Linked DNA regions of Mus musculus: region 1 is linked to region 2. Evidence: chromatin loops called from intact Hi-C (ENCODE). Cell type or tissue: left cerebral cortex. All regions are shown on one strand. Each heading gives the region's core, and the rest is flanking DNA. Links, peaks and the distances in the headings are about the cores only. Region 1 overlaps Gm13067 (a long non-coding RNA gene). Region 2 overlaps H6pd (hexose-6-phosphate dehydrogenase (glucose 1-dehydrogenase)).

Evidence for each region. Hi-C counts contacts between places; a loop is a spot of excess contacts. Peaks named below come from ENCODE experiments on the same cell type or tissue, not always from the same donor. Only the 100,000 strongest peaks of a DNase experiment are listed, where the experiment ranks them.
Region 1: it touches region 2 in a loop (2.2-fold over the local background); 1 of 42 quality-filtered maps calls a loop at or near these places.

The regions. Positions count from the first base shown.
Region 1 is chr4:150,031,399-150,040,529 of GRCm38, forward strand. Gm13067 (a long non-coding RNA gene) reads left to right here. Exons shown (of 7, transcript XR_390962.2): 4 at 673-3,910; 5 at 7,798-7,873. Among named protein-coding and RNA genes, the nearest start is that of Gm13067, 6.6 kb to the left of the region's middle. In left cerebral cortex, for the core only: CTCF peaks have their summits at 2,051 (motif pointing left) and 4,159 (motif pointing right); DNase peaks (open chromatin) are centred at 2,097 and 4,157; H3K4me3 peaks cover 732 bases; H3K27ac peaks cover 573 bases.
Region 2 is chr4:149,974,689-149,983,819 of GRCm38, forward strand. It overlaps H6pd (hexose-6-phosphate dehydrogenase (glucose 1-dehydrogenase)), which reads right to left. Exons shown (of 5, transcript NM_001291004.1): 5 at 4,786-8,233. The coding sequence ends at 6,870. Among named protein-coding and RNA genes, the nearest start is that of H6pd, 24 kb to the right of the region's middle. In left cerebral cortex, for the core only: a CTCF peak has its summit at 5,452; DNase peaks (open chromatin) are centred at 2,702, 3,542 and 5,416; H3K4me3 peaks cover 675 bases; H3K27ac peaks cover 1,551 bases.

The DNA of each region.
Region 1 (9,131 bases), core at 536-8,535, 57 kb after region 2:
ACTTGGGTCCAGGTCTGCATTGGGGGGTGATGTCACAAAGGGCCAACCGGTAACATCTGTCTGGCACCGAACATCTGTCTGGCACTGAAGGACTCCGTTCCTTGTGATTCCTCTTTTGACCAGAGGGAGAGAGAGAAAAAAAAAATCCTCGGTCTCATAAAACTTCAGTTCAAAAGCTATGCAGCAAACCTCTCAAATATAAATTCCCCGGGCAGCCTCTGAAACAGCAATCCGTGTTAACTGCTGAGCTGATAGAGGGAAGTGACCTCCACGGGTGCCTGTGGGGTGTTCTGGGTCTGCACTCCCCAGGGGGCTGCTGCTGCCGGGCACCCAGCTCACACAGCACACTACGATCTTCAGGGAAATGTGCACCTCTAGATAAATATTTTATGGGGTGTTGGACCGCATACTTACCTCACCTGGAAAAGCACCAGGGGTTGAACGTAAACCCCCTATGGGCTTTGCACACACACCTCTTTATCCCTGCTGACCAGACTGCCCTTAGCTCATTTTGCAAAATGCATTCCCTGTATATCCAAAACTGTCTTTGATTAATCAACAACTTTAATTTTGGGGTACAATTGTTTTTGAGCCAGCCCAGTGTACCTGAACATGTCATTAGAATCCCCAACACATGAGTTTTGTCTTTTTTTTTTTTTTTTTTTTTTTTAGATCATTGTCCCATGGTGCCTAAGATGGACCTGACTTGGACATCACTAGGCCTGATTCTAGCTCGCCCCAGCTCTGCCCCACAAGCCCAGAAGCTACTAGGGCGTGTCATCTGGCTCTGGACTGACCATTCTCCCCCATCCCTGAGATGGACATCTCTGTGACCTCCCCAACCTGGGGGAGGACAAAAGAATGAGGCAGGTGTGCCTAGGCAAAAGGTTCTCCAGTCTGTCCCTCCCGAGGCAGGGATGACAAACCAGTACTATGGGTAATTAGCCAAGGGAGAAGCCTGCAAGTATCAGCTGCAGAGCAAATGCCATCAGGGGTCCACTGGCCACCTAAAGGGACATCAGATGGTACAGGAAGTTCTGAGAGGAAGCAGGTGCCCAGCATTCTCATACTGCTAAGGCTTGTCAAAGTAATAGTTCATACTGCCAGTGTGAAATGAACAATAGGCCAGACACCTAGCTTCCCTAAGCATCTCACTGCAAGAGATTCTTGCCTTAGACGGGCATTGTCAGGGCCAAAGTGACCACACCAACTTGGTTTGAGGGGATGATATGGCAAGCTAGCACAGCGGCTTCAGAGAGAAACAGGGATGGGGACTGCTGGACCTTAGCATCCTTAGACACCTTTATCTCTCAGTAGCAGGACAGGGAGCCGCTGCTGAGAGGGCAGATGGGTTGGGAGAGCTCGAGTCTCCAAGGTGTCTCAGACAGAAAATCCAGGGCAGGTGGTGGTAACCTCCACATCTTCCAGTGACCCCTACAAGATTCAGCCGGGCTTGGGGGATGCCTCAAATCTCGTGCATGGCCTTGTGCTTCACCCCGAGTTCTAGGTGGAGACTTACATGACTCTGAGTAGACCATAGACCTAGAAAGCTCTCTCTCTCTCTCTCTCTCTCTCTCTCTCTCTCTCTCCATCATCCAGAGTGCTCAGAGTAGTGAATTATAGTACAGCAACGCTAATGAGGGGAAATGAGGCTAGCACAGTTTCCCTGAATCAGAAGGGGGGTGCAGTAAGATGCTGAAGCCTGTATGCTCTGGTCCCAGGGCAGAGGGAGCCATCCATCCTGTGCACTGGCTCCTGGGACGCCTCAACTGCACCAGCGCTGACTCAGGGTCCTTTTCTCCAGCTCTTCTACCCTAGCCTTGGCCAGCCAAGCCCTTGAAGCTAGATTCTCTCAGGCTCCTTGCGCAGGGGCAGTTGGAGCCCAGACTGCTGCAGGCCCTCCTCCCCCCACCCCCGCCCTCCCCTCCTGGGCCAAGTCAGCAGTGCTGACGGCTGCGGGGCTGCAGCAGCGGCGGCGATGCAGAGACCCTGCACCACTGCTCAGGGCGGGCGCAGTGCTCTGCCCGCACCCGCGTCCCGACGGCCACCTCCTGGTGGCTGCGCGTAGCCCGCGCCGGGTAGACCCGACCGGACGGCGGCGCTGATTGGTGCAGCGAGTGAGTCCCTGGCTTTATTTAGACCACCTTTTCTGGAAGACAATACTTCACTGGAGTCGAGGGCTGGGGGCAGGAGGCAACCCTCCCCGGCGACTGGAGGATGATAAATGAGCAGTTCTGCGCCTGGTGGCTGTTAACTCCAGTGGCGTTGCGCATCCTCGGACCGACCATTTCCACAGCTGCTCTGAGACTGCACACCCAAGTGTGGGGCATGCTTTGAGGAAACTCCAGTGGAGAACAAGACAGACCCTCAGAAGGGTTAGGAGGGCTTGGGACCAGACCGGAGAACCTGTGTCCGGGCACCAGCTTTGGATCTTCCGCTCTGAGACTGCAGCTTGGAAGACAAGGCTGCCTTCTTGTTTCGGGGTAAGGATGGGGTTTCCAACTCAGGCATCTGATAGGTGAGAGGCAGGGACCTACTGGGATCCTATTCTTGAATGTTCTCCTTTGGCATTTCTGGGGCAGTCTGTGACAAGAACGGCTTGGAAGTGGTGGGGAGAGGTTCGTGCGCCCCGCAGCGTGTAGTCCATTGGCAGAAGGTTGAAGTTGGATGTGATGTCCAGCTTCCTCTGCAGAGGGAAAGCAATCCAGTGAATGTGGGTGGGGTCCATAGCTGCTGGTGGCCCTCTTGGGTGAAGAAATGGGTTTTCGTGGCAGGAAGCAAGGCCTGGAAACAGAGAGGGAAGCCTCGGGGGTCCAGGAAGCATCCTCTCCCCCGTTGTTGGTAGGGAAAGACTTTATTCAGGCAATAGCTTGAAATTGTCACCCAGGAGCCCGTTCCTGGTCTCCCGGGCAAAGTGGGAAGTCACAGCATGCTGCACACCCTCGAGCTGACTGTTGTAGGCTTGCTCACAGTTGTGAGACACTCCAGAGGCTGGGGCTGCTCACTGTTCCGGACCCTGAACTTCATGCTGGAAAACATATTGTCCCCATGCCCGCATTTTCCTGCTTTGGGTTGAGGGTCTTCTCCTCACAGGTCGCCCTTGAGGCCTGCATTGTGCTGGGAAGAGGGAGGAGGGAAGTTGGCGAGAAGATACTGAGATAGCCAGAGTAACGGGGCCAGCAGACCCTGGTGTTTCTGTGCTGATGTAATCAGTTTTAGGAACTGTTTAGGCCTGTGGCTGTCCCAGAACTGACACCGGGAACTCTCTTGTTCAGCCCAGGACAGGACAGCATTGCGGCTGTGTCTCCCTGCCAAGGACGCAGGGTGAGGTGGCTCTCCAGAAGTGCTTCACCCTTCAGGCAGAACCAAGTGGTCACTCCAGGGACTCGGGTACAAGGGAGAGTTGACAGCTACCAGAGTTTGGCCTCCATCTGGCAATTGCATGCTGATTGAGGTTACCCTGTGAAGAGGCAGCGCCCAGACTCTGGAAGTCAGGCAAAGGCAGGGGTCACAGGGAAAGATACTAAGTTGCTCATGGGATCCCGGGCCTGCAGCACTCCATCGTGTCTGTGGTAAGCAGCAGCCCCACTGTCTGTCTTCTGCAGATCTGACAAAGGATCAAGCTTTGTCATTCCTTTTACACACTTAAACTTTAACCCTGAAGCCCAAAGCACAGTGACTTCGCAGACACTCTAGACTAAGCCAGAACTGGAAATTATCCATCCAACCCCTGAGCTGTGCTTGGAGCTGAAGAAAGTGAGATCCGGAGGAGAGCTGACTTTCCCAAGGACATGGAAGGCTCAGGGCTGACCTGGGATCCCCTAGGACAGGTTTCAGCCTGCCATATGGAGTAATGATGAGATCATCAGCGCTGGACCCACCAGGTGCCCCGATGGTGCTATAGGACAAGGTAAAGAAACTGGGGATCTGGAGGGGACACAGGGACCATGAGCAAAGCCAGGTGAATACGAGACAATTCTGCTTCACTCCCTTTGAGCGCCTCTGCAGCACCCCTGGTTTACAACTGTCACTGGGCAACTTGCCAAGGGGAGAAGCCATTCTGCTGCTTTTATAGTTCCTCCTCTGCAATTCTGGAAAATCAGGGCCACTTGGGTCTGGCGGCTCGCTGTCTGGTTATTGGCGCTGTAATTCAGACATTGTCCAGCAGGTGGCTCCCAAGGACACGGTAAGGAAATGGAGCCGGCGCTCAGTCTGGCAAGCCTGTTTCCAAGAAAGGGCTTTTCAGTTTTCCATGGTCCGGTGAATTGAGGCAAGCAATAGTTTTTCAATTTTTTTCTTTCAACTAATAAGTTTGCTTAGGAATGTCTGGGGCGGTTTGGTACCGGTGTCACCTCCTGAATCCACCCTCATCTTATTTTTGCAGTGCAGTGTGGTGTATTTGTGGGAATTTCACCGCGGTTCTCATTTCTTAGAGCCGATATGACATGTCATTTATGCACCAGCGATTACCAGAAATATTCCCAAGGAAGGTCTATCATTCTATAGGGTGGCCAAAGTAGGTCCTGAACTCGGCCTCTGCTGATTTTCTTCCCCCCTCACAAACCCCTTTTTTCAAGGGGCTCTGTCCAACCCATGCTTGCTGAATATCACCAAAAGACAAGCACAGACGTGGACAGCAACCAGCCACAGCTTTGGTGTCATTCTTATCCTGTCAACCTCTCCCTCAAGAATTGAAAGATATTTCCATCTGTGGCAGTATCTGTTAGGCATCTCAGTTCACTTTTGTATCCAGAGAGGTCCCTGTTTCTTCTCAAATGGTTTCTTGTCATCAACGCGCCTTGATGACCTTCAGCTGTACAGAGGTGAACTACTGCACTCCTCTAGAAATCGGCCCATTTGCTTAAATCAGATTGTCTTGCTTCTCTGTGATAAAACACTCTTTAGAGACTCTAATGTCTGTGTTGGATGGTCCTGTCTTGGTCACTTCCGCTTTAGGTCAAAGTGGAAGTCTGTATTCTACCAGCCTGAGTGTACTGCAGATCGGTAGAGCTGCCAGACCCCTGCTGAGATCTAGGTGACCTTGACAGGGTTACCGAGAAGCAACCAAGAAACTTAGCCAGAGCCACCTTCAATGGGACCAATAAGCAAACAAAAGTTTTTTTTTTCTTTTTATTTTGACTTGCTTTAAACCTTATTTTCATTCATTCTTTGAGTGTCTTGGGGATACACAAGCACAGAAATCAGAAGATAAAAGGCAGGAGTCAGTTCTGGTCTTCTATCCAGTGGGTTCTGGGGATTAAACTCAAGTAGTCAGGTTTGGTGGCAAGCACTTAGGCCAGCTCCCTGGCCCTGTTTGACTCACTAACGATGCAAAATCATTACATCTTCCACAGAGAAGAACACCCCCCCCCCATATCACACCCCTGACCCCTCCCTTTGAGGCAGGGTTTCATACTATAACACCGGCTGCCTGGCTTTGAACTCAAAGCAATCCTCCTGATTTAGAAAGAGTGCCTCCTGAGTGCTGGAACTACAGGTATGAGCCACAAACACTCAACTGAACCCTCTTAACAACCCAGTTTAACACAAAGAATTTACTGGGAGCTGAGGTTCCATTTCTGTATTAGAACACTTGCCCAGCATGTCCAAGGCCTTGGGTTCAATCCCTAGGACTAAATAAAGAAGAGACTAAAGAAAGAATAATTGATGGACTGTCCACCATTGAGAGATCATGAGAGGAGGTTTGGAAAGCAAGGTCTCCATGCCTTTAGAAGTCAACAGGAAGGGTGTTGGTGGCTCGGTGGGCAAAGATGCTTGTCTGGTGACCTGAGTCTAATCTCCAAGATCCACATAGTGGAAGAGAATGGACTCCCACAAACTGTCCCCTCACCCCCCACACAGCACAACAGCGCCCCCACACTCACACCAAATAAATTCATCAGTAAATACATGTCAGAAAATGTTTAAGTCAATGTAGGGAGGAAGGCTGGAGATGTAGCTCAGTGGATACAATGTTTCTCTGGTATGCACAAGTTCTCAGGTCAACCCGGGTGTACAGAAGTTGGTGAGCCCTTCCTGTAGTCCTAGCATTTGAGAGATGGATGCAAGAGGATAATGGAAGGTCTTTTATGACCTCCACATCCTAGGCTGAGCAGCAAGGATTACAGGCCTGAACCATCATGCCTGGTGGGAGTCTGAGACTGACCTGGTCTTCCAGAGAAGCTCAAGGCAATCATGAGCTGCATAGTGAGACTCTTGCAAAAGAGTAAAACAAACAGATCAAAAGCCAGCTCAGTGGACTACTGCTTGCCTAGCTCACTCAAGGCTCGGGGGTTGATCCCCCACTCAAGGAAGGCAGGGACGAATCCATAGCATTGCACTTCTCATGGGAGAAGAACAAAAAATCAGGGCACAGGAGTCTCTGGATGACAGAGCTTCCAGGTAGCTCCTGACTCTTCCTTCTTGGTCTGAGTCCTGGGTAGGAAGAATTGCTGGCTGACAGGAATCTCAGGGTCAGCCGCTCCTTTGCACAGTTCCTGTGTCCATCTCTGTGGTTTGTGTTCTTGGGCATCTTGCTGCGGGGCTGTCTGCTGCAGGTGGAGTGGTTCTCCCAGGCTTGGGGTGTTTTTATAGCATTCCGAGTGAATAGCACAATTACACCACACTTGGGCAGTGTGTGAGAAAAGCATTCCATTTCAATGTTTAAATCATCCTTGTTTTTTTTTTTCCCTAGTGCTGTTTTGACACTAGTTTGTAGCTGGCATCTTAAGTCCCCTAAGATGTGACAGCGGCCTCAATGCACTCCCCCCTCCTGTTTGTGATCCAGAGGTCAGCTTGTCCTGCAGTCCAAATCTTGTAAACAGACCATTTAAAGTCTCTGAGAGTCTAGGCTAGTCATGCCCCTACCCCCCACCCCCGCCGCCATGATAGGATTTTTTTGTTTGTTTGTTTGCTTGTTTGTTTGACTAAGACAGGGTCACAGTATGCAGCCCTGCCTGGCCTGGAACTCATTATGTAGACCAGGCTGGTCTTGAACTCACAGAGATCTGCCTGCCTTTGCCTCTGAAGTATGTAATACCATACCAGGAAATTTTTGGTTATTTCACATTAACAGGAGGCATGACTAGCTTCTTCTGAACACACAAACTTGGCTTTTCTTCCCAACAGGAGTCAGATGGGCTAGCTCATGATAAAATTAAATAACGGAGCTGGGTGCAGTGGGCCTTTGCCTGTGAGTCCAGCTACTCCGGAGGCTGAAGCAGGAGGACCAAAAGTTCAAGGTCACCGGGGCAATTTAGTGAGCTTCTATCTCAGATTAATACAAAATAACTTTAAAAGGGCCTGGGATATAACTCAGTCCAGAGAGTATTTGACTCCCATGTGAAAGACCCGGGCTTAATCTGCAGGAAAAATAAAAATTGTAAAAAGCACGGAGCTTGTCTGTGATGGACGTTCCTGCTGTCCTTGACCAACCAGCCACCCAGGGCCAGCCAACTGGCTTACAAGGAACCCAGCTGATCCTTTCTGAGAGCCTCTGCTCAGCCCGGTGTCCCTAGAACCACACCTGTGTCACCTCTGAACCAACTCGGGTCTTCTGTAAAGTTAACACTTCTGTTGGAGACGACAGTTCATATTCATCCGTCATTGCTAAGGTGCAGTGTCCTTTGGGGACCCAGGACTGCAAGCCCTTAACAGAAAGGAGGGGAGGGCATTCCTCCTGGGAAGCGAAGTGGAGACGTATGTCCCTAGGAGCCCTGACAGTCACCACAATGTGCACCTGGCCTTAGAACTGCTTTAACTGACCATCCTAACTGGATTGCCTCTTTGCTTCTTTAGGTTCCAGTGACTCTAAGTGGCTTCTGTCCCAACACGTCCCTTTACAGCGAGAGACTCAGCTTCCGCCGGAAGCCGGGTAAGTGTTCCTGTCTCTTCTGGCCAGAGATCCGATGCTTTCAAAGTGCAGTTTTCTGACAGCATAGTACGTGTTCTTTCTACCTGTAGAAGAGGAGGTGGGGGCAAGCCTACAGCTCCCTGCACCCTGGGAACTCTGCAGCCACTGACTCACAACGGACAGGGTAGTAGAGGCAGGACAGAGGGACCTTAGTGGTTGTGAGAGTTTTCCCTTCGGGTCTCCTGTTGGCAGTATCTCCATCTTGGGATCTTGTACTATTACCCGGGCTCGTTCTTTGGGCCTCTACTGTCCTTTAGAGTAGATTCCCCTTGGGTGGACAGTCTTCAGCTGAGCTCGGATTAGTAGGTAACCGATTTCTATCCTTAGCGCCCCTACATCTCCCTCCCACCCCGACTCCAGGGTGTTTTCTTTTTTTTTTATTTCTTTATTATATGTAAGTACACTGTAGCTATCTTCAGACACTCCAGAAGAGGGAGTCAGATCTTGTTACAGATGGTTGTGAGCCACCATGTGGTTGCTGGGATTTGAACTTCAGACCTTCGGAAGAGCAGTCGGGTGCTCTTACCCACTGAGCCATCTCACCAGCCCCCTCCAGGGTGTTTTCAAAGCCAGGATGTGCACAACAATCTCAGGTCCCCCTGGCGTGGACCCGCTTCCATTCCCTGCGTGATGGATGGACCCCCGTGGGTACATACATGAGAAATCAGGTGTCTGCACTGGTGTTTAAATTAGAAGAGAACTATTTCCCTTCTGTGTCCCTTTGGTGCATTTAAATGAGCACTTGGAGGGGGAGGGGGTGGGATACAGCTTGATTGACAAGGTTCCACCCCCAGCACTGAGTAAACCTGCACAGTGGCCCTCAGGAAGTCGGGAGGATCAGAAGTTTAAGGTCAACCTCAGTTACACGGTGAGCCCATGGGCAGCCTGGACCACGTGAGATCATGTCTCAAAAAGAAAAGGAAGGCTAAGCGTGGTGGGTGGCATAGGCCTTTAGTCCCGGCTCTTGGGAGGCAGAGGCAGGAGGATCTCATTGAGTTCAGACCCAGCCTGTTCTACATTTCCAGGTGCAGGACAGTCAGAACGAAAGAGAGAAGCCCTGTCTCAAACAAAACAAAACAATGTAACAAAATGTAACAAAGTGGAAAGGAAAGGGAAACCTGAGACCAGCAAGACGATTCAGGGACAAAACTGACTTCTGCAAGTCCTCTGATGTCCACACGTGGGCTTTATAAATGAGCATGTATGTGGGTGACTATGC
Region 2 (9,131 bases), core at 528-8,527:
TGCCTATGTGTATGAGTGTGTGTGGGTGTGGGAGTGTGTGTGTGTCTCTGTGTGTGTGTGTGTGTGTGTGTGTGTGTGTGTGTGTGTGTGTGTGTGCCCTAGAGAGCCAGAAGAGGACCACCCTCCTCTCAGGTGACGCTAGCCTGTGTCAAGTTGACAGGTACAAACCAGCAGGACCCAGCAGGTCCTTTTTGCTCCATGTTCCTCCCCTGACCACACTAGCCAGACTCACAAGCCGTTCTACTTCATCTCCCAAAGGAAGAAACTTGGATTTTGGCAAGTAAACAAGTTTATTGCTTTAAAAAAAAAAGCCAGATGTTATATTTGACATACAAAAACCATAAATGGTCTCTGAACATACTTTATTCTCTGAGACAGTTCCACAAGGTCAGGGGAGGTTTAACCCCAGCCTGCACTCAGGAGGCAGAGGTAGGTTTAAGGTCATGCTGGTCGCCACCTATCTCGTCACCCCGACCCAGACCCTCAGCACCGTTCCAGCTTGCCCACTCTGTGATGGTTTGGATGGAAATCTGTCTGCAGACTCCTGCCTCAGGGACTGGGTTGCCAGCTGGTGGGCTCTGAAGGTGCTGAAGGTCACTGCCACATTAATCCCTTGCTGGTTTCGTAATGGGAGACTGTATCAGAGGTGACGAAAGGAGGTCAGCCTTCACTGGAGAAAGCCTGGTCCCTGTCAGCAGTGGTTTTGAAGGACACGTTTCGTCCCTTGCTCCTTCCCCACCTGTTTTATCCCACTTCCGGGTCACCATGCTCCTGCACTGACGATCTGCCTCAGTTCTGGCCCACAAACAACACAGTCAGGTGACCTTGGGCTAAAATGAATCATGGGCCAAAATAAATCCTTCCTTCTCTGTTTTTCTCTAGTGTGTCACAGAGACTGAGGAGTTGATGGCGACTCAGCCACCCTCACTCAGGCATGGGCAGGCAGAAGTAGCCCTGCTGGCTACTGAAGTTCACTTAGCCTCGCTCTCCCAAGTGGACAGATCAAGGAAGAGCTAACAGTGCCAGACCCAGAGATAAGAGAGAAACAGGGTGGGTTTCCTCATGCCCAGCTAGCCTGGTCCTTACCTTCTGTACTCACAGTGGTTGGTTTTTAAAAAAAACAAAAAACAACAAAACAAAACAACAAAAAAAAACCCCAGGGGGTCTCATCTACCTTAGGTTGGCTTGATATTAGCTGAAGACCTTGAACTCCCACGTGCTGCAATGACAGGTGTGTGCCACCGTTCCCTGTTTATGAGACACTGGGAATGCAACCCAGGGCTTTGTGGACATGAGGCATGTGCGCCATCAGTTGAGCTATAATCCCATAATGCATCATAACTGTTGGCATTTCGTCTAGGCTCCGCCCCACAGTTACCTAGCAACAGCCAGGCATGCCTGACTCACTGTAAAAGGGGCTGCTTGTCCCCTCCTCTCTCTCTTGCTCTCTTCTCTTCTCTTCTCTTCTCTTCTCTTCTCTTCTCTTCTCTTCTCTTCTCTTCTCTTCTCTTCTTCTCCTCCTCTTCTCTTCTCTTCTCTTTTCTCTTCTTCTCTTCTCCTCTCCTCTTCTCTCTTCTCCTCTCCTCTTCTCTCTTCTCCTCTCCTCTTCTCTCTTCTCCTCTCCTCTCTTCTCTTCCTTTCTCCTCTTCTCTTCTCTCCTCTCCTCTCCTCTACCCTCCCCTCTCCTCTCCTCCCCTCTCCTCTCCTAGTCTTGCTCCTGTTCCCTTACCCTCTTCTCTTCTCTTCTCTTCTCCCTCTCTCCCCATTCCCCTCGCCCTCTCTCTCCAGGTACTCATGGCTGGCTTCTCCTCCTCCTTCTCCTCCTCTTCTTCCTCCTCCTCCTCCTCCTCCTCCTCCTCCTCCTCCTCCTCCTCCTCCTCCTCCTTCTTCTTCTTCTTCTTCTTCTTCTTCTTCTTCTTCTTCTTCTTCTTCTTCTTCTTCTCTCTCTCTCTCTCTCTCTCTCTCTCTTTCTCTCTCTGCCTTTCTCTGTCTCTACTCCCTCAACCCCCCCCTCATGACCTAAATAAACTCTCCTCTATACTATACCTATGTCGTGTGGCTGGTACCTCAAGGGGAAGGGATGCCTCAGCACAGGCCCACAGAGGCACCCCTTCCCCCACACCATACCTCGTCCCCACCAAACATATCTCTGGTTTCTCTTTTTACAAAACGCAACAATAAACAGCTCCTCCAGACCTCTGTGAGGCCAAGGACCACCCTGACAAACACCGTGTCTATGTACACCTGCATCCTGACACATGTGGTGTCCGTGTACACCCACACTCTCGGTGCAAACTCTCGGCTGTTCAAATTGTCTCAACAGCATCTAGCAAATACAAACATTGCCACTCAATAGAAAGGGACAGAAAAAGATGCATAGAGTTCGTTTAAAACACCAAGCCATCAAAGCAACGTAGGACTTTAACAAACTCACCCTTGAGGTCAAAGAATGAACACAGGGGTCATTATTCAGAGGTCCTGTCCATGGTCACACAGAGACGTGGACATCCTCTGGGACCTGCAAATAAATATACTCCCAACCTTGATCGGCCGGAGGTACAAAACATCCAAGCCATCACTACCCACATGGCTTGCTAGATCACAGTGAAGTCTCTTCGGATCCCTTGGCAGGCTGTCTTGTGCTTGTGACAGAAGTGGTGAATTGACACCTTGCTCAGCTAGAAGCTGAAAGATCCTTGGGGTTCCTCACACCCACCTCTAGGTGTGAGGAGCCTACAGTGGGTGTGAGGAGCTTGCAGAAGGCAGGATTCGATGTTCCTGGAAGACATCTGCCCCGTGCATCTTCCAGGAACATGTTCTGGTTTGATGCCTGCTCCCTTCCAGGGGCCAAACCCTTGCAAGAAATCCTTTGATGCCTGGAGGCCAGTTCTGCTCCACATGGGATGCAGCATGAGGTATGAGCTGACTCTCCTGCACCTGCAGACTGCGCAGCTAAGCTACTGTGGCTGCTGACGGGCTCAAGGTACGCTTAGGCAGGGCTGTGCCAGGAACGAATCTCATCTTCAGCCGGGTACCCCCAAATACTACAGTTAAAATGAGCCCAGGCAGAACAGCGCAGAGCCTCCCAACTCACTGCCAGTTCAGGTTGGGTTCTAACTCCTGCCCGCCATCTTCCCCCACTGGATAAGCTGCCAAACCAATCTACGAGCCAAGTACCAAGGTCCCGGGCCACAGCACGACCTTGGGGGCTGAGACGCTGGTACAGAACTGTGGAGGGCAGGGAGCTGGGGGAGAAGAGAGCAGAAGGCAGATAAATGGGCCTGTTTTCTCCAGTTCAGCTCGCAGTCTCATGACCTGTGCAGCCTGTGACCCCTGGGGACAGCAGCCCTCCCCTGGACAGTCATTCCCAGAGCAGGCAGGGGCTGACCAGTACTGCTCTCCTTTCCCCACCCACGACTCATTCCCTGGAATGTTGCCAGGTGATTTTTCTAGTAGTGAGCGGAGGCCTGCAGGGGTGCCAGCTGTCTAAGATGAAAACGCAGCTGCGGATCTGCTGCAGAGCTGCTCTGAGGGGCTCGCACACTCCGCGGGAGACAAAATCCAAAAAAGGTTCCTGGAAATTAAGCTCTAAGAAGTAACCCCATGAGGGTTTTCTGGAGGCTTCTTCATTCCCTTTTGCATGGCACACCCCCGACTCTCTGTCAGAGTCAGAGAAAGAAGGCAAAAGAGCATGGGGGAGCTCAAGGCCTGTCAGGCTGCGGAGGAGGCCCTCCTGGGAGAGCGCTAAGATATCAGTCCAAGTGGAAGGCAGCTCTGATTCCACTAATTTGGGGAGCAAAAGTGAGAAGAGAGTATTTTCTCCAGAGCAATAGTAAGCCGGAAATTGGGGCTGGAGAGCTGGCTCTGTGGTTAAGAGCACTGGCTGCTCTTCCAGAGGACCTGGGTTCAATTCCCAGCACCCACATGGCAGCTCACAACTGTCTGTAACTCCAGTTCCAGGGCATCTGATACCCTCACACAGACACATAGGCAGGCAAACATGCACATAAAAATTTTAAAATCATTTAAAAAAAAAAAGAAGAAGAAGCAAGAAATTAACAAGATGGGACTACTTAAAGTGCAGTTACCAGGAACATTTGCCTGGAATTAGAAATCAGGATCTAGCCTGGAGATGCTAACTGGCATGTCGCCCCAAGGAGGACAACTTCTGCCATTTGTATGCCCCTGTGTCCTTCCCATAGTGGACTCACAGGCCTACCCAAGGAACCTGACTCAGCCATGTGAGCCCTTCATGGGTCCCCTGGAAAGGAACAGGCCCCACAGGGTGCTGGCATGGCTTCTAGAATCTAACATACAGTTTCTGGACAACACTGGACATTTTCCCAGTTTCAAATCTTCAGTCACTAAGGCCCTGCCACGTGGCACACTGGGCTATTGGCAGGACAAGGTGTGCCTGTGCATAGCATTTAGCATCTGCCCATCAGTGGGGAGACCACAGAGCCACCAGGCAAGGTGCAGACTTTTGCTTCCATTGTTTCAACAGGGAGTGAGCAGGGTGCAGTTAGAAGATCCCAGGCGGGGTCAGAGCCAGCCCAGGGTTACGGCCTGCAGGCCAGTGCTAAGCCACAGCTACAGGGACCCTAAGGGAGCCAGAAGTGAATCCAGGGAGGGAAGGCTGTGTCCCAGACACAGTGACCACATGTCCCTCTTCCCTTCCCCAGGAACCTGGACACCTTGTCCTGTCTTCCCAGCCTCAGATCCCCACTTCCAGACAGGCAGGAGGCTGGCAAAGGCTGTATTCGTCACACTGTTTATCAACTCAATGTTAAGTGGTTTGCAAGCAACAATTTTTTAATGAAAATTTTTAAAAAAATAGAGGGTATCCCAGGTCTTAAGGCTGAGAGCTCCTTCCTGAGACAGATTCGTACACAGATGTGACTGATTGGTAAAGCCCTGCTGGCTGTGGATGATGGTTCAGAAAGTCTGAAGAGCAGCATCTTCCGTGGTCCTGGCTCTGAACATCACTCCTTCCTAACCCGGGGCAGAAAGGGAAAGGGCACACACAGGTGCATGCCAGAGAACACAGACAATGTCCCCCACCAACCTTTCCAATGAAATTTTATTTGTGCTTGCTTCCGGAAAGGAGATCTTTGGTATTTCCCCCACACTGGCCTCCCCTGTGCAGAGACTCCCCACAGACAGAGGCGAGTCATTCATCTGGATAAGAACGGGACATTCTAGGCTCAGGCTGGGCAGTGACTCACCGTTATTCAGAATGGTGACACAGAGCCTGGGCACCCTCTCTCCTGAGGCATGCAAGGCCCCTTGCTCTCTGATGTTGCAACTGCAGAAGGCCGAGTCCCTAAGAACTGATGAAAACGCACTGGGCTAAGACGCCTGAGAGGCAGTGAGCAAGAAAAGCGAAGAAAAGACGTTTGGCACTAAAACCCGCCTCCTGGGTGGAATGTGAGTGGTGGCACGTGGGCTCCCCCACATGGCTAAAGGTGGAACTTCACCTGCGACTACCTGCATCCAAGCCTGAGCAAAGCAGGCCAGGAAAGGACCCCAGGGCGTTCCTCTTTTCTGCCAAGGAATAGAGGTGTTCTGTCAGTCTGGGTCACTGGAGGTCAGAGTAAGCAGAATTTCAACAAGAGTGCCTTTCATACAGAGCCCTCAGCTCAGGCTACACTCTATGCACACATCTCTAGTGAAAGCAAGAATTCTTTTCCATGTGCTGTCTGGGAGAAAGTACAATCAAATAAAAGGAGAGAAACAGATTTCCTGACGCTCCTCATCACAGGAAACCTCTCTATGGGAAAATTCTGAAAGACACGGAGACTCTGTGACTGACACATAGGTAACTGTGAGGACGGGCCATCCTAACCCTTCTGGGCCTTCCCTTGTTCACATGACTCAGCAGGAGGCCTAAATGAAAACTGTATGTGCCCTGAAATGTTTATGTTGTTGGCCCTGGAGGGGACTGAAGTTAGGAGCTGCCTGTAGTGTTCCCAGTGGTACCAGGTTCGTCAGTAAGAATGGTGGAGATGCCCGGCAGAGGAGGGGCTGCTGCCAGACTTGAAGCCAGAGAGAGGTAGTGTGAGGAGGGCTAGCTGCAGTCTGCCCTGATGCTGGCAATTGGCCACATAAGCCCTAGAAAGAGGCTGTGATCTGGAGTCACCCCCGACCCAGGAGCAGACAGAGCCCTCCCGTCTAGATAGATCAGAGATGCCCGACAGCCCAATGACAGCATAACAGTTCTTAGTGGGAAAGGGAGCCCCGGTCTCTAGATCTGGGGGAACTTCTGACGTGGCAGTGTCTGTGTCTGTAGAGAGGGAGAGGCTGAGGGGTAATGGGGAATACTGAGGACAGTGGGTGTCCTCCCAGAGTAGACAGAAGCTGCCCGGAGGAGCGCTGGATCTCAGCTAGGTGCACAGAGGGATGATGGGATACCAGAAGAGGCAAGGCGCCCGGTGCAGGCTCAGGATTGTGTCTACTCTGCTGGCCTGGCTCAGAGCAAGACATTCACCAGGAGTCTCTGCACCCTGCTCCCCATCAACACTGGCCCCTCTTTCCACAGAAACCAGTTTGAAGATCGCAGGCCAGTCTTGGCAGGCCACTTTGGTTCTTTAGCGTGGAGCCTTCGCCCAGTCTTACTGTGTGTTGTAGCTACTGGTGTGTAACTGCTGGAGGCCTTAGTCCCTCTCCTATCTGGGTTTTGAGGCCAGAGCTCTACCTTGTTTCCATGTGCAGGCACCGAAATTCCCGAGAACCAGTGGGTCCAGGAAGTCGGCACAGAGTTTTGTCCTCCCTTCTCTGGGGCCTGACTCTGGTACCAGGCTCCACACAGCTGAGGCACAGTGGGCAGCTAAAGAGGAAGGCTGAGAGTGACTAAGACCAGGATGGTACTGTCATCCCAGAAAGGCCTCGTAATCCATGTACCAAACCAGCTGCCCAGAAAGAGGCACCACACCTGAGATGGGCCACTTCTTGGGTTCATGGCCCACGCGGCTCACCAACGTTGTGATCTCACGTTTTGTCCTGCCCATGACCAGGACAGCTACCTTCTTGGCTCGGTTGATGAGGGGCAGGCTGAGGCTCATGCGTTGGTGTGGCCTGAACGGGCTCTCCGTCAGCACCACCAGCTGATCACCATCCAGGCCTGTGGGGGACTGTGGGAACAGAGAAGCTGTGTGCCCGTCGGTGCCCATGCCCAGGAGCACCAGGTCGAAGCTGCTGTTGGCCACCAGGGCTGAGATCTCACTGGCATAGGTCTGAGCTCCCTGGTCCTCCTCGGCACAGAGCCGCTGGTGCAGGTGCACTGGCATCGGGTGGATGTTGTAGTAGGGTACCCTGACGTGCTGTAGCAGGTGAGCCTGCAGGCCCTGGAAGTTGGAGTCTGGATCTGAGAGAGGGACACAACGCTCATCAACCAGCCAGAGGTGTGTGTGGGCCCAGGGGAAGCTGTAATGTCCTGTGGCCAGCTGCTGGAAGAGAGCTATGGGGCTCGAACCACCTGACAGTGCCAGGTGGAACTTGCCGAAGTGCCGTACTGCCTGCACCGCGGCGGCTTCAATGTCACTGGCCAGCTTAGAGATCAGCTCCTCTGGCCAGGCGGTAATCAGTGGGCTCTGTCTATACCGGGCCCCGAGGACCTGGAAGTCACTGGGCTTTGGGACTGAGCCTAGATCTGGTATCAGCACCTCCAGCTGCTGCTGGGAGAAGGTCAGCTGACCACCGCTAAACTCAAAGTCCAGCAGCTGGCCATTCTCGGCTCCCCCTGGGTATGGGCGTGGAACTTCAAAGGCCAGGCTGTCCAGTAACGGGGTCCAGAAGACCCAGGAGGCCAAGAGGTTCTCTGTGGTGATGAAGGACTCCTTTCGGCAGTGGAAGATGTGCGACAGGAGGGTGGAGTAGGCGTCTTGCTCCCGCACAGGCCTGTAGGCGTAGTAATCAGACAGAGGACGGCCGAACAGGCGGAGCCCAGGCTGGTCCTGCACCTCCTTCCACTTCTGAGTGGGTAGTGAGGGTTTGAACAGGTTCCGGCTGACCAGAATGGCAGGGTGGCCCAGCTCACCGTGTCCAATGTAGAAGATAATCTGCTGGGGCAGGCACCGGCTCTGCTCCGGCACCCAGTGTCTCTCGCTCTGGGTGCAGTACGCCCGATTCTTAAACACAATCCGAACATAGCCCACTCTCTCATCCAAGGCCTTGCCAGACATCAGGATGAAAGGGACACCCTCCCAGCGCAGGTTGTCGATGTGGACAAGGACACCTGAGGTGGGGAAAGAGCAGACATCACAGCCTGAGAGTGACATCACAGCCTGAGAGTGAGCTTTGCAGCCCACCTTGCACCTGGCAGCCCTGCCGAGCAAGCCCTGTCTTGCTTTGCCTTCAGCGTTCCCTGCCTCTTCTCAGGCAGGGCTGGAAACAGCTTGTGGGGCTAATTCTACAGCAGAACACCAGCACTCTGAGGTCCCTCCGAGACCCTCTGGTCTAACCAGGCTGGGTGCCTGCCTGCCTGCCTGCCATGGGAAGTTCTGTGGTGGGGCAGAAGTGGTGGGAGGCATGTTGGGCCTTGATGGGTAAGGGCACTGTCCTGAGGAAGGGCAGTTCTCTTGGTGTGAAGCCCCCAGGATGCCAAAACAAGGGCAAGCATGAGGGGAGACCAGGTGGGTGGGGAGGAGATGAAGTAGTCCGTGGGGTGGGGTAACATGTGCACGTGTGTTTAGGCAACAGTCATAGGAGCCATGACACACAGAGTCAAGCCTTGCCTCTGTGCCTTCACATACAAGGACAATGACTATACTTGCCTTGTGGGTGTGTTGGGACTAAGGTGAGGCACATACACTGTCTGCCACATCAAATGGACTCTAGATGGCCATGCCCTGTCTCTGCCTTCTAACAGCCAGCCATTCTCCCTAAATCCTCCTGGGACCTTCCAGGTAGCTCTAGCAGGTATCTGATGGCCAATGTGGTGTCTCTCCACAGGACCATTCCTTGGCTGTGGCTGGGTAGAACTCTGTGCCTCATCATAGAAGTGACAAACACAGCCCACCACGAAGGTGGTTCCTATCCGAGTCCCACAGATTTCCTGGGACTGCATGGAGCCTGAGGTAGGTGACCTGCAGCTTTAAGCTGGCAACAGGCCTAGGAGGTGAAAAGATCTCCCG